2 separate regions of the Homo sapiens genome follow, and region 1 is linked to region 2. Evidence: read pairs that join two places in POLR2A ChIA-PET (ENCODE). Cell type or tissue: PC-3. All regions are shown on one strand. Links, peaks and the distances in the headings refer to the core of each region. The heading gives the core; the rest is flanking DNA.

Evidence for each region. Peaks named below come from ENCODE experiments on the same cell type or tissue, not always from the same donor. Only the 100,000 strongest peaks of a DNase experiment are listed, where the experiment ranks them.
Region 1: POLR2A ChIA-PET joins it to region 2 with 22 read pairs; 6 of 35 experiments call an interaction of 5 or more read pairs at or near these places.

What each region holds. Positions count from the first base shown.
Region 1 is chr2:28,630,127-28,637,865 of GRCh38, forward strand. It overlaps PLB1 (phospholipase B1), which reads left to right. Exons shown (of 58, transcript NM_153021.5): 54 at 460-538; 55 at 1,910-2,014; 56 at 2,818-2,913. Among named protein-coding and RNA genes, the nearest start is that of PPP1CB-DT, 120 kb to the right of the region's middle. In PC-3, for the core only: no CTCF peak of the experiment used is centred there; a DNase peak (open chromatin) is centred at 3,825; H3K4me3 peaks cover 490 bases; H3K27ac peaks cover 2,390 bases.
Region 2 is chr2:28,725,115-28,732,853 of GRCh38, forward strand. It overlaps PPP1CB-DT (PPP1CB divergent transcript), which reads right to left. Exons shown (of 5, transcript XR_007086259.1): 4 at 6,797-6,869. All of the region lies in intron 1 of LOC100505774 (a long non-coding RNA gene), which reads right to left. Among named protein-coding and RNA genes, the nearest start is that of PPP1CB-DT, 23 kb to the right of the region's middle. RefSeq lists a silencer at 3,455-3,655. In PC-3, for the core only: no CTCF peak of the experiment used is centred there; a DNase peak (open chromatin) is centred at 4,787; H3K27ac peaks cover 1,213 bases.

The DNA.
Region 1 (7,739 bases), core at 2,750-5,249, 96 kb before region 2:
GGTCCTAAGCAGTTGCAGGAAGAGCTGAGAGGCCCCCGGAACTTGAGGAGCGATTCCAAACCCAGGGACAGAGCCATTGTGGCTGGTTTCCTAAACTCCAGTCTCCTGTCTACCCAGTCCTGCTCTGGAGAAATCCCAGGGACCACAGGCTTGGGAAGGAGGAAGGGGAATAGGCGTTCTGTCCACAGGGAGGTCCAGGCAACAGCTTTCCCTCTTTCTCTATGAACAATCATCCTCTGGACCTCAGGGCTCCTGAGTTAGCATTCTGTAACCTGGGTCCAAGAATCAGCCAAAGGTGTATTGTGGGGATACTTGTGTGTCACCCCCCGCCCTAGGTAAGGCAGCACAGGCTGCAGGCCCCTGGGGTAGTGGCCTGCTCTGTGTGTCAGAGCCAGCCTCCCAGGAGGACAGAGCCACAGTGCCCCAGGCAGCCTCAATACAACACTCCCTGTCTCACAGGAACAACTGCACTTGCCTCAGACACTCGCAAAGCTCCCTGGAGAAGCAAGAACTGAAGAAAGTGAACTGGAACCTCCAGGTAAGCCCTGCAGCCCTTCTCTTACTGACCCAGCTGGGGGGCCCCCTGTACTCCAAGGACTGGGAAATCGAATGCCCAGCAGGATGTGGCCAAGAGCAAGCCACTCCCTAAAAGCAGATTGCAGCCCCTGAAATACTTACCCCTGCAAATTGAACACCAAGGCCAGGGAAGGGAGTGAGAGACCCCAAAGTGGAAGCTGAGAAAATCCCCTTCTCCCAGCGGGTAGGCAGCAAGAGATTCCCAGAGTAGACTCCTTGTGGTAGGGCCCATTCCCCACCCAGAGCCATGTGTAATAATTACTACTCACTTCCTCCCCTCCCTTCATTAAAAACAAAAGGCTTAGGCCCGACACAATGGCTCACGTCTGGTGTCCCAGCTACTCAGGAGGCTGAGATGGGAGGACAGCTTGAGCCCAGGAGTTGGAGGCTGCTGTTAGCTATGATGATGCCATTGTACTCTGCCTAGACAACAGCGTGAGACCCTATCTCAAAAAAAAAAAAAAGAAAAAAAGAAAAAGGCTTAGCCCTGCCCTACTTAACTCTACCTCAAATTCTCCTTGCCCTCTCTCTGCCCCCTTCCATCTCCCCACCTCCACTCCTGCTTATGTCTCTGCCTCTATTGTTCCCTCTCAGGCTCAGGTAGCATTTCCATTCTGCAAACTGACCCTCCTTCATTCACAAGGCAAGTCTGCTTCCCTCCTCTAAGGAGCTTCCCCTGCCTGAACTTCACCCGCGGACATCTCCCCATATCACATTCAGTCTGTACTTGATGGGCCCTAAAAGCCCCAAAGGGTTCTCATGTTTTCACATCTTGGCTCATTTTTCCAGATGGATGATAAACTCCTTGAAGATAAGTACATCTAGTCTGTTCCTTTTACATTCCATGCTTGGGTACTTAAATCCAGCCACCGTGGACTCTCCTCCCGCAAAGTTCATGGGCATTTTGGGAGCTGGTGTTGAGATGCTCCCCATCTGACCTGCAGCCCCATGTTCTAATTGACCTCTTCGTGCAGTGAGAGGAGGGGAGGACTTTGGCCTATGCAATCTGGTCAGTGGCTCAGACCCAGCCTTTCAGGCAGAGGCTTTGGAATGGGACTGGGTGGAGCTGTGTAGCTAGGGAGCTTCTCCCACCAGGAGCCGCTGGGTTCAACTCATCTCTGATCCTGAGAACCAGCATAGGGCTTTGAAATGTCCGTGCCCATGAATGGGTGGAGAATAAAAGTATGTTTGCATCCCACTAGAGTAGCCCCTTAAAGTCACTGTCCTTTAGGGTGAGTTGACTCCCGTCAACAACCAATCCAAGGCAGCAGGACTGGACCCTGTCTGTGCAGCCTTGCCAGGAGGGTTGAGCAGCTTCTCTCTCTGTCCCCAGCATGGCATCTCCAGTTTCTCCTACTGGCACCAATACACACAGCGTGAGGACTTTGCGGTTGTGGTGCAGCCTTTCTTCCAAAACACACTCACCCCACTGAACGAGGTGAGCTGCAGGTATTTTAGGGAGGCTCACGTATGGGGGCCTTATCACAGACGATGGATGTATTTCCTTCTCTAAGTGGGCTTTTTTTTTTTTTAACCATCTCTCTCCAAGAGGATTCCTGAGGGTGGCTTTTTCCACATTACCTCCTTTTTGTGGGGGCTGGGCTGTGATTGGAACTCAGATGTACTTTGAAAGGAAATCAATAGTGACTAAGCTCCCAGGCCTGGCCCTGATGTTTTCTGGATTGGGATAGAATGGAAAGCTTCCTAAAAATGTTACTCTTTTCAACTCTTAGGATAGGGGTGCTGAAAGAAAAGGGAGAGACTATGGGTGGGTCCAATTCTTGTCTGTTTAAAAAGAAAATTCCGGCCGGGTGCAGTGGCTCATGCCTGTAATCTCAGCCTTTGGGAAGCCAAGGCGGTTGAATCACGAGGTTAGGAGTTTGAGACCAGCCTGGCCAACATGGTGAAACCCCGTTTCTACTAAAAATACAAAAAGTTAGCTGGGCGTGATGGCAGGCACCTGTAATCCCAGGTACTCGGGAGGCAGAAGTTGCAGTGAGCTGAGATTATGCCACTGCACTCCAGCCTGGCTGACAGTGCGAAACTCCGTCTCAAAAAAAAAGAAAAAAGAAAAAAAGAAATTCTAAATTCTGGGAGTTTTTCCATCAGTATCTGAGCAAGTTGGCAGGAAAGTTGAAAGAATGAAAGGAGACATGCCCAGGGCACCTGCTGGGAGAGTGAGTGGGGCTCAGGTAGCAGAGCCCTTTCCCAGGATGATAACCTCCTTGCCGTTGGTTGCAGAGAGGGGACACTGACCTCACCTTCTTCTCCGAGGACTGTTTTCACTTCTCAGACCGCGGGCATGCCGAGATGGCCATCGCACTCTGGAACAACATGGTGAGCAGCCAAGGGCCTGGTGGGCCTTGTCAAGGGGGGATCTAAGGATATTGACACTCTGTCTCACAATGGCAAAACTACTGGAGACATGGCTCCTTTCTCCCCAAAGCCCAAAGTGGCAGCACACCTTATTGGTCCTGATAGATTAATTCCAAAGGGAAAATACCCTATATTTATCCAACACCCTTTGAAAGTTATACAAACACACACTCACACAACTTTATTCTTTGTTCCTTCAGCAATGCCCAGGTACTGCGAGGGGATCCCTTTGTAATCAGATAGGTTGGCTAGATGAAAATACCAACTTCTACCTCGTACTGTGTGACCTTGGGCAAACGATCTCTCTGGCCACCTGTATCAACATCTATAAAACAGTGAAAACAAGACAGGTCTCAGACAACGCATTGAGATCATGTGTACATGGCACCTAGCACAATAGTTAGCACTCAGCAAATGTCACCACCATCAGCCTTCCAAGCACTCCGGGCTCAACTCATACCCAACTCATTTCTCTAAACATCGAAAAGTGGAGATCCACACAGCCTGTTTTCCGAGGCTGATACCTATTCCAGTCCTTTCTGATGGGAAGAAGGGACCTTATGAAATGAACATACAGTCTGGGGGTCTTTCAGGGACACCTGCCTGGTGCTTCCACTCTGCCTTCTGTGGCTGGCCACCAGCAACTGAATGGTTTCCGCACAGCACTTGACCTGTCACCCCCAACAACTGGATCCTCTTGCACGGAGCAAATGAAATGCCTTCCCAACCCAATGGTTTCTTTTAATCCAGGCTCAGTGGGTAACACAATCCCCACCCCAACCTGTATGTTCCCTCCTTTGTCCTATGACAACTAAACAAGCTACATTCCAGCTCCTTTTATCACAGTTTCAGGCCCATAGTGTCTCTGCCAACCACCGCTGTGCAAACGTTCCCACCCCTGTCAGCTCATCCAGTATGTCCAGCATCCCACTCGGCTGACTCACAATATTGACTTTCTCCTTAGCTATACCATCTCCTCCTCTCTAGCAACCTCTTCTTTTAAGAACAGCATGTAAACTGGCTTTATCCTTGGCCTAGTTAATGGCAGACTCAGCTTATGTCGACTTCCATTGTCAGGGGGTTTTCCTCCTGTGGACATCACGTACCTGCCCACTCCAAGAACTTCTATTGTACTCTTTCAGCCCAAGACTCCGGATTGTAACCAAAATGTCTTTGAGTTTGCCCCACGATTTTTAAATCAGTTTATATGGTATAATTCCTGTTTCTTTTGTGGATTTTGTTTTGAAGGCGGTTGTCCTTCACTGGCTGAATCATGTGACTTTATTCCTTTGTAAAAATCTTCCCAAAGAAAGGGTACCTATTCCCTGTTCCTTTTCCCCTGAGACCTCAGGGGATTCCACAGATGCCCTTGGCCCTTCCTTCCCAGTTTTTTCATCAAGGTATGGCCTTCCTACCAGGTGGCACTCCAAGTCTGCTTAAATCTGGGACCCTCCAGGAATCTCCTGGGGCTGGATAGCCATAGTGACGGCTGGAACATGAAAAAGAGTCCATTGGTTTCTTTTCTTGTGAATTAACAATGTAGCTCTGGCCAGGCACGGTGGCTCATGCCTGTAATCCCAGCACTTTGGGAGGCCGAGGCAGGTGGATCGCTTGAGCCCAGGAATTAGACACCAACCTGGGCAACACAGGGGAGATTCTGTCTCTACAAAAATAATCAAAATATTAGCCAGGTGTGGTGGTGCATGCCTGTAGTCCCAGCTGCTCAGAAGGCTGACGTGAGAAGATCACTTGAGCATGGGAGGTCAAGGCTGCAATGAGCCGAGATGGCACCACCGCACTCCAGCCTGGGCAATAGAGTGAGACCCTATCTCAAAAAACAAATAGAAAAAAAAAATATATGTAGCTCTGGCCTTCTCTTCTAAAGCAGTTCAGTAGCTCTTCCCATTCACCCAGGTAAGAGGCCTTTATTTCATAAAGATAAGTGGGAGGAGTTTAGATATGAAAACAAAACGTAAACACCGCACTGGAGCTATTGTGGAAACAAAACAAGACTGTCCATGGTTCCCCAGCCATTATTATCTCAGCCATACCCCGAATTTCAAAATAACAAAAACAAAACTAAAGCCATCCAGGGGTTTCTTATCCTAGGCTCTATAATTTGGGGAAATAATTATACAGTCTAATGTTTTCATCCAAAGCCAATCTTAGACATAAAGCTGTAGCATGATGCCAACTTTTCAGATCGGCTTCTGGCTGGAATTTCACCCCTAGAGTAACAAAAAATAAATAATAGACCATTAGAGCTGGAACAGACTGAGAGGTCATCTAGCCAGAACATTCTGTAACTAAAGCATAGAAACATGAAGCAGTTTGCCCAACATAACACAGACTGTTCATGGCACAAGGGGGATTACAGACCAGGTTTTTCTAGTCCTTTCCTGGTGACCTGGGCATGCCACCACCCTCCCCACTGCTCCCAACCTGATAAGCACATATATACCCGGTGAATTCATGTCTCACAATTAGAGTCCTATGACATAGTGTCTGCAGGCTTTGGCTGATGTTCCCAGGGTTCCCTACTAGGAAGCAAAAAGCACCTTAAACTATTTCATCTTATTTCATCTCCTGCCCCTCCTCTCACGTCCTTCTCGAGACTTTTGCAAAGGCAAAGCCAGAAGCTCCAGCAGCACCAGGGGATATTTTCCTCTTCCTCTGCCTTCTTCTGTCTTCTTATCTGAAGAAGTTTCTCTTTCCCGAGGCCTAGTCCTCTACTGCTGCCTCTACTCCCTCTTCTGCAGAAATCCTGCTCTCAGCCAGTGTTTGTATCTCCCCAGGTGCTGGGTGACAGCTCCAGCCTCCTAACTGACATCCCTGTCTTCAGACTTAGAGCTCTTAGAATCGTGACTCTCAGCTCTGGCTGCATATTAGAATCATTCAGGGACATTGTGTATGTGTGTATGTATGTGTATGTATGTATGAATGTGTGTGTATGTGTGTGTGTGTATGTATGTGTATGTGTGTATGTATGTATGTATGTATGACAGAGTCTCACTCTGTTGCCCAGGTTGGAGAGCAATGGCACCATCTCAGTTCACTGCAACCTCCGTCTCCTGGATTCAAGCGATTCTCCTGCCTCAGTCTCCCAAGTAGCTGGGGTTATAGGTGCATGCCACCATGACCAGCTAATTTTTGTATTTTTAGTAGAGACAAGGTTTCGCCATGTTGGCCAGGCCAGGCTGGTCTTTAACTCCTGACCTCAGGAGATCCACCCACCTCGGCCTCCCAAAGTGCTGGGATTATAGGTGTGAGCCACAATGCTTGGCCATCCAGGGACTTTTAAAACAATTAGTGCCTACAGCCACTTTGGAAAATTCTTTGGTATATTTAATAATGCTGAACACATGTATTTCCTGTGATCCAAGGATTTCACTCCTAGGTATATCCCCAAAAGAAAGGTATATATGTGTCTACCAAAAGATACACACAAAAATATTCACAGCAGCACTATTTATAAATAGCCCCAAACTAGAAACTCCCCAAATGTCCACTGACAGTAGGATGGGTGAGTAAACTGTGGCACATTCATACTAAGGAATACCATACAGGTCTGACCGCATCTGTGGCTTTAAACAAAAATCAAGCAGGGTGATGTGACACAGAGTAATGGCTGGGAAGAGGGAGGCCTCACTGAAGAAGTGACAGCTGAACAAACTTCAACAACATACAATAATATCTATAAAGTTCAAAAGCAAGCAGCTTGGCATATGGGGTTAGACGTCAGCATGATGGTGTAGAGACTCACTGGGGGATGAATAGTCCTGGAAGAAGGTGGAAAGGGGCTTTTGAGGACTATAATAGTCTGTTGCCTGACTGGATGCTGGTATGTTCATTTTATCGAAACTTATCTGTTGCTCACTTATGATTTGTACTCGTTTCTATGTGTATGTTAGCTTCAATTAAAAGTTTACTTGAGGCCGGGTACAGTGGCTCACACCTGTAATCCCAGCACTTTGGGAGGCCGAGGCAGGCAGATCCCCTGAGGTCAGGAGTTCAATACCAGCCTAGCCAACATGGTGAAACCCCATCTCTACTAAAAATACAAAATTAGCCAAGCGTGGTGGCACGTGCCTATAATTCCAGCTACTTGGGAGGCTGAGACAGGAAAATCGCTTGAAACCAGGAGGCAGGGGTTGCAGTGAGCCAAGATTGCATCATTGCACTCCAGCCTGGGTGACAAGAGTAAAACTCTGTCTCAAATTTAAAAAAAAAAAAAAAAAAAGTTTACTTGAAAAACAATATCAGTGCCTGACCGGGCTTATCCCCAGAGAGTCTGACTTAATTGGTCTGGAGTGCGAGCTGGATTCGGTACTTTGTGAAAGCTCCTGAGATTATTTTAATGTGCAGGGTTTATGAACCGCTGCCTTAGATCTGGTCCCCACAGAGAAATCAAGTAATCTGTATAAAAGAAAACCTGACCCAGTCACTCCCCTGCTTTCAAACTTCCAAAGCCTCCCACCTCTGAAGGAGGCAGGCCAGGCCCCATAGCACAGCACACTAGGCCTCTGGGACTTGGCCTGGTTCACCTGATTAACCTCTCTGGCTACCATTTCCACCAGCGTCTGCCTCGCATGTTACAGTCTAGTGACTCCAGCAGCGTCCTGCACCACCTGTGGTGTTACACACCTCTGCTAACTCTTGCTCTCCTCCTTCTCCTGGATTGCCCTTCTCACCTCCTTGCCCACTCCACCACTCAACTCAGGTGCCACCTCCTGCAGGAAGCTACCTCTGAATCTCCAGGACAGGCCAGTGGCCCACCCAGGTCCATT
Region 2 (7,739 bases), core at 3,292-5,791:
GTAATTAAAGCAGGGAACTTAATTGCAAGTGAACTCATTCTAATACTCCAATAAGACAAAATAAGCAAGCCATGTTATTAATAGCGATGACAGAAGTGATCGCTCTGGGCAGTCTGGCAAATACTTACCTGTGACTGGGAGGTTCACCTAAAAAAAGCCACACTGAGGTCACTTTTGCTTTTTGGGGTAATTTCGCCCTACCATGCTCTGAGAGATCAGAGAAGGATTTTTCCTCTAAACTTTTTCTCTTATTGTCCTAGGATTTACACTCTTGCTTCTTCCAACTGGTGTATTAAAAATTACTAGACACCTACTAAGCGCCAGACACTTTCCTAGCTGTTAGGAATAGAAAGAGAAAGAATATGGTCTGCAGTCCAGGAGCTCAGGCTAGAGCATTCTATGCTATGTGCTATGCTAGAGGCACGCACAAGGCTCCTGGTCCAGCCCAGCCCTCAGATTCTGCGTCCAGAGCAGATATTCAGTTTCTTCACCTGGAAAATTTCTCTAGGGTCGACCTAAATTCTAAAATGTATATGATTCTAGTTAGCGGCTCACATTATTTCAAATAAGGTGTTTAATAGCTAAACTGTATGCAGCTATAGTTACTTTTTTTGTTTTGTTTTTTGTTTGTTTGTTTTTTGGGACAGGCTCTCACCCTGTTGCCCAGGCTGGAGTGCAGGGGCATGATCTCATCTCACTGCAGCCTCCACCTCCCGGGTTCAAGAGATTCTCATACCTCAGCCTCAGGCACGCACAACCACCCCCAGCTAATTTTTGTATTTTTAGTAGAGATGGGTTTTCACCATGTTGCCCAGGCTGGTCTCAAACTCCTGAGCCCAAACGAACTGCCTGCCTCTGCCTCCCAAAGTGCAGGATTACAGGTGTGAGCCACCGCACCTGGCCAGCCATAGTACTTCTATAATGTTGATGCCAGAGTCTCTTCTTGGCTCCTCTGAGTGTTTTATGTTATTAACCTACTTAAAATCTCACATTTACATTTTATTTGTTGGGGGGAGGTGTTGTTGCGGGTAGTTTGAGAGTGTGTTACCCCTTCAATCCACCTTCCTTTGATGGAGAATGATTTTATCTTATTCAAGTTACCCATTTGCCACAGATTCATAGTCTAAAAAAATTTACTTGTCTTTGATCCTTTTGAAATGAACAAAATGAGTAGGAGACACACTCCTATTTTAGAAAAGAGAGGACTTAAAGTGGTTCTATCTTGCGATTTATTGGGCGGGTTCTTGCCAGTGAATGAAGCTGATCCCGGCGACAGCTTGGTTTGAATCATCCAAGCTCATGGGGTTTGCTGATTTGGGAATCACTCTGTTCTCTATAGCTCTTCTGCTGGCCACTTCTGAATAAGTAGAACCATTCTCCAGCTTGAGTGTTATTTTTTTGTTTTGTTTTGTTTGAAGAGGTTTCAAGAAGACCAAGGCAAAATCAGATGAATTGTAGATCAGTGAATTTCCACTGGGAATTAACAGGGATAAAATCTTTTTCAAACTACACAGAGCTCCCCACCCCACCCCTGTCCCCATCCCTATCCATAGCAGCATTCAAGAATCACTGCAATAAAGAGTGAAAATAGGCCGGGCGCGATGGCTTACGTCTGTAATCCTAGCACTTTGGGAGGCCGAGGTGGGCGGATTGCCTGAGCTCGGGTGTTCGAGACCAGCTAGGGCAACATGGTGAAACCCTGTCTCTACTAAAATACCATTAAAAAAAAAAAAAATTAGCCAGGCATGGCAGCGTGCGCCTGTACTCCCAGCTACTTGGGAGGCTGAGACAGAAGAATGGCGTGAACCCGGGAGGCGGAGCTTGCAGTGAGCAGAGATTGTGCCACTCTACTCCAGCCTGGCGACAGAGCAAGACTCCATCTCAAAAAAAAAAAATTAGTGAGTGAAAATAGGAGTCAGAACCTGGAGCCCAGGGTTCCATCGATGGTTCTGTCACCACCTCTCCGGCTGCTCTGTGATCCTGGTTTACATTCTGGTCATACATGAATCTGCTCATCTGCATATTTTGAGTTAAAGTAAATAAAAATTTTAAGTGATTTAAATTCCAAAGAATAAAATATGTAATGAAAAAGCTGTAATAGGAATGATATATTTAGACTGCCTACTAAACTTACCCAAAAAAACAAACAGCAAAGTTGGTTTAATTCCTTTCTTTCACTAAGTCTTGTTCCCCGCTCAAGGAAATAATTTATTTAACTATAGCTGGGTTCCAGAAGATCCAGTTTCCAGCGATCCCCATTCATTGAGGTGCAATTTGGATATGTTCTCCAAACTCCTAGGGCAGCTCCCTTTACCTGGATGCATGGTAGAGAGCTGATAGGGCCCCACAGAGCCAGGCGTTTACAAGTCCACAGAAGGGTAGGTGTGTAGCTGAGAGTCCCTTAGGAAATATCTCAAAGATCTTTGGGATTCCTGACCAAAAGCATTTTCTCCTTAGCTTTATCTAGGAAGTCTTATCTTTAGTTGAGACTTTATTCAGACAATGCTTGTTCTCCAAAGTGTTCTCAAAGACAGCAGCTCTTGTCCGGCCCCTCTTGGGGTCACATGTCTCCTTGGCTAGCCACCCCGCACCATGCCAGTACAAAACACTCTCCTGTGACCCACCCAGTTTTCATATTTGATTATCTGGCCTCACAGACTGGCAAAGTTAGTGGTCACACACCTGGAGTGGAATAAGGCAAATTATGAAGGTACTGTTTATGAATAAACTAATTAAAGTAGCTTGTCTGTGGTCTCCCCATAAATGAGTCGCCAGCTCAGGACTAGAGCAGGGGTCAGTGAATTGCATCCCCTTGGGCCAAATGTGGCCAGGAGCCTGTTTTTGTACCAGGAGCAAAAAATGGTTTTCATATTTTCAAAGGGTTGTATAAAAAATAAATAATAGACTGGGCGCAGTGGCTTATGCCTATAATCCCAGCACTTTGGGAGGCCAAGGTGGACAGATTACTTGAGGCCAGGACTTCCAGACCAGTGACTAAGATGGCAAAAACCCGTCTCTACTAAAAATACAAAAATTAGCCAGGCGTGGTGGTGCATGCCTGTAGTCCCAGCTTCTATGGAGGCTGAGGCAGGAGAATCGCTTAAACCTGGGAGGCAGAGGTTGCAGTGAGATGAGATCATGCCATTGCACTCCAGTCTGGGTGACAGAGCAAGAATTTGTCTCAAAATAATAATAATAATAATAATAATAATAATAATAATAATAATAAAAAGGCTGGGCGCAGTGGCTCACGCCTGTAATCCCAACACTTTTGGAGGCAGAGGTGGGTGGATAACTTGAGGTCAAGAGTTACAGATGAGCCTGGCCAACATGGTGAAGCCCCATCTCTACTACAAACACAAAAAATTAGCTGGGCGTGGTGGCGCATGTCTGTAATCCCAGCTACTCAGAGGCCGAGGCAGGAGGATCCCTTGAACCTGGGAGATGGAAGTTGCAGTGAGCAGAGATCGCACCACTGCACTCCAGCCTGGGTGACAGAGTGAGATTCTGTCTCGAAAAACAACAACAACAAGAAGAACAACAAGAACAACAACAAGAAGAAGATAACAAATATGTAATAGAGGCTGTATGTGGTCCACAAGCCTAATAGATTTGTTTTCTGGCCCTTCACAGAAAAAGTTTGCTGACCCATGGACTAGAGTATCCACATCTTATCCACTGGGGTCTTTTGGGTTCTTGAAGGTGAGTCCAGCTAGTATCACACTCCCGGCCTCATTCAATGTCATGTGAGTCATACAATTGGTGAACTTGAAAGGGAACTGAGTTTAGATCAGTCCTTAGTGGCAGTGTCTTCTCAGAGCCAACCTGGATTTGTGGTATAAATTCTGGTCCACTGTCTGCCACTTAGTATGGACCCAACACAAGTCACAAGTCACTCTGCTCTGGAACTTTATCTCACAGGTAAACTCATACTAACCCAAGCTCACAGAGACTGCTGTATAGCCAGAATTCAAATTCATTCCATTTTAACCATAAATGCAACCAGCTAACAGGTGAGCCTTCACATCAGCAGACCAGAGTCTTTGCTTCCTATAATCAGGCTTCAGCACACAGGGAGCCATGTGGAGCATGAAATCTGAGTAAGGAGAGGTGGGTAGATGACTTATCCAAAGATACATTTGCCACAGAGACCTGAGAGCTCAAATCCTTAGGCCAAGGCCCCTTCTCTCTTGAACAGTAGTTGGGAGTGTGCTACCCACTCCTTGCTTCTTAGGTTGAGGTTTTCCAGGCTACAGGCTGACAGCTCTCTGCCTACATCCTCTGTTCATCCAGACTTTCTCCATACAACGGATTAAATTAACAAACACATTCTGGTGATTGCCTTCCTGGATTACCCCCAGGTCACTGAAGTTAGGGGTATTCCCAAAGTCTTCAGGTACACACTGGTTATCTCTCAGTTTACTCCCTCATTGGGTTTAGCCTAATCTCTGTGTGATTCTATGCATGTTCACATGCGTGCACATGTGTGCATGTGTGCACGTGTGTGTGTGTGTGTGTGTGTGTGTGTGTATGACTGGTTTAACTCTCAGAAGGCAAATTTATTTCCTATTTTCAGGTTTTTTGGAAGATATTTTATTATTACTCCCTTTGCTGCCAACAAGGTATTTTTGAGCTATTTTGAAAGAAAATCTGTAGTGCAACTGTTTTTTATTATATTTTGAGACTTAGCTACTTGAATTCAAACACATAAGCAGTTTTTCCTGATTTTCTATTATAATAACTTATGAGACTGAGCTCATGATGACAAATATCTAGTAAAGCCTCTCAGGATAACTCATCTGTTTTCATAACCACTGTTAAATAGTCTTATGTAATCAACTCAAAACATCTTTAAGATCTCTTGTTTCCAAAGGAGGTGGATAAAAATATTTTGCTGTTAAGCAAAATAATAACCAGTTGGATGCCTCCAACAATCAGCCTCAGATCAGAAAAATCCTTCCCAATTGTCTTCCTTTCTTTCCTTTCTTCCCACCTTCCTTCCTTCTTTCCTCTCTCCCTCCCTCCCTTCCTTCCTCCCTCCTCCCCAAACATGTATAGAGCATCTCCCCTGTGTTAGGGATAGTTTTTGGCACTGTAGATATAATAATGAAAATACAGTGTAATAAAAGAGTCCTGCCCTATCAGGGCTTACATTCTAGTTGACAGGAGATAGATTATTTAAAAAAAATAAATAAATAAGAAAAATATTAGCAATGGGTAAATGCTATGCAAAGAATAAAATTGAATGGTGTAATACAGTGATTACTTTGGATGGGATCATCAGTGAAGGCCTTTCTTCAGGATAACACTTTAGCTGAGACTTAGGGACAAGAAGGAGCCAATCATGGGAATCTAAGGGTAAAGAACATTACAGCTAGAGCAAGACCCCAGACAAAGACCCAAAAGGAACAACAGGCCTGGGGAGTGCTGGGAATACAAAGAAAGCTAATGCAGCCAGAGTATGGCTGATGGGCAAGGAGGAGAGTAGCAGTAATAATAAGTTTTCCATCAAGAGCACAGAAGAAACTGGGCACAGTGGCTCAAACCTGTAATTCCAGCACTTTGGGAGGCTGAGGTGGAAGGATCGCTGGAGGCCAGGGGTTTGAGACCAGCCTGGGCAATACAGGGAGACCTCGGTATCTACAAAAAAAATTTAAAAATTAGCTGGCACGCACCTGTGGTCCCAGCTACTTAGGAGACAAGAGGATCACTAGAGCCCAGGCAGTCGAGGCTGCAGTGAACTGTGATCATGCCACTGCACTCTAATCTGGGCAATGGAGCAAGACTCCTATCTCAAAAAAAAAAAAAAAAAAAAAAAGCACAGGATGTGGAGTGTATCAGTGGCAAATACCTTTGACAATTTCCTCATTTACAGAGACCGTGGAAATTGTCATTGCTTTACCCTGCCTCATTTTTTTTTTTTTTTGCCCTTGCAAAAAAATATATAATGAGGAAAGTTAGGTGTGTAATATGGATTGGTTTAGTCTCCACAGCTTTGTTTCTGGCAAAGTTCATTTGTGTGTCTTTTCCAGATTTTCTAGGTTATACCTCAAACCAAATCAGATTAGTAGCTTTTTTTTTTTTTTTTTTTTTTTTTTTTTTTTTTTCCTGGCAGGGTCTTACTCTGTCGCCCAGGATGGAGTGTAATGGTGTGATCTCAGCTCACTGCAAACTCTGCCTTCTGGGTTCAAGTGATTCTCCTGCCTTAGCCACCCAAGTAGCATGGATTGCAGGCATGTGCCACCACACCCAGCTAACTTTTGTATTTTTAGTAGAGATGGGGTTTCGCCATGTTGGCCAGGCTAGTTTTGAACTCCTGGCCTCATGTTACCTCCCTGCCTCGGCCTCCCAAAGTGCTGGGATTACAGGTGTGAGCCACTACGCTCAGCCACAAGTGTCATTTGAAAAGAGCAAAAGGGCAAAGATATTAAAAACGAATCACCATGCCCCTCAATATCTCAGAGGTCACAGGTGTTTGAAAGTCACAGGTAGAGGAGGAGGACCCAGGTGAGTGATGTTTTATGAATTGTTATTAAACTTGATAAACTTACCCTTTTGAAGGCATGGAGGTGTCAGGATTCTGGGTCTCAAAATGTGCCTCCCAGCTTAGTGATGTGGGTATACTAAGGAAAGCATAAATGAGGCCTCAAAATGTGTGCTGGGCCCAAAGATTGCAAATTCATAAAACTCATTGTTCTCCATTTATTTAAAAGAGAGCTGGCTCTGAGGAATTGATTTATATTAATCAGAGTTATAATAGACTGATTAATAAAATACAATGCCATTTATTCATTACCTGTGAATGTTGTAACTACCAGGCTGAAATTCATGTCTGTTGGTCAGCACATGCTCTTCCTGGTAGGAAAAATCTATTTAAGAAACCATATTAAAATCAGAAGGTTAAATGTTATATATGGAAGCTGAACAAATCAAGTTGGACGTTTCGAAAGGCTATTTTCAGCCGGGCGCAGTGGCTCATGCCTGTAATCCCAGCACTTTGGGAGGCTGAGGTGGGTGGATCATCTGAGGTCAGGAGTTCGAGACCAGCCTGGTCAACATAGTGAAACCCCGTCTCTACTAAAAATACAAAAAATTAGCTGGGCATGGTGGCGGGTGCCTGTAATCCCAGCTACTAGGGAGGCTGAGGCAGGAGAATCATTTGAACTTGGGAGGCAGAGGTTGCAGTGAGCCGAGATCACACCATTGTACTCCAGCGTGGGCAACAAGAGTGAAACTCTGTCTCAAAAAAAAGAAAAAGAAAAAAAAAAGAAAGGCTATTTTCATTAAGCATTGGAAGCCTGATACAGCCTTTTTTCACTACAAGGACATACAGTACCAGCTAGGCCGATGACCTGCTATGTGGCTGGACAGGGAAGGCCAATCAATGCTGGAGAAACACTGGAAAATTTCAACTCCCAGCCTCTCCTTTTCCTAGGTCTAGGCCACTATTTCCCAAAGAGTGGTCTAATGGCCTCCTACAGTTGATTTGCCTTGGGGATTTATTTTAATTTTTGTTTATTGTTTTTTCTTAAAGAATGGGTCTTATCACCCAGACTGGAGTGCAGTGGTACAATCATAGCTCACTGCCACCTCAAACTCGTGGGCTCAAGCAATCCTCCCACTTCAGCCTCCCAAGGAACTGGGACTACAGGTACGTGCCACTGCATCCGGCTAATTTTTAAACTTTTTGTAGACACAAGGTCTCACCATTTTGCCCAGGCTGGTCTCAAATTCCTGGC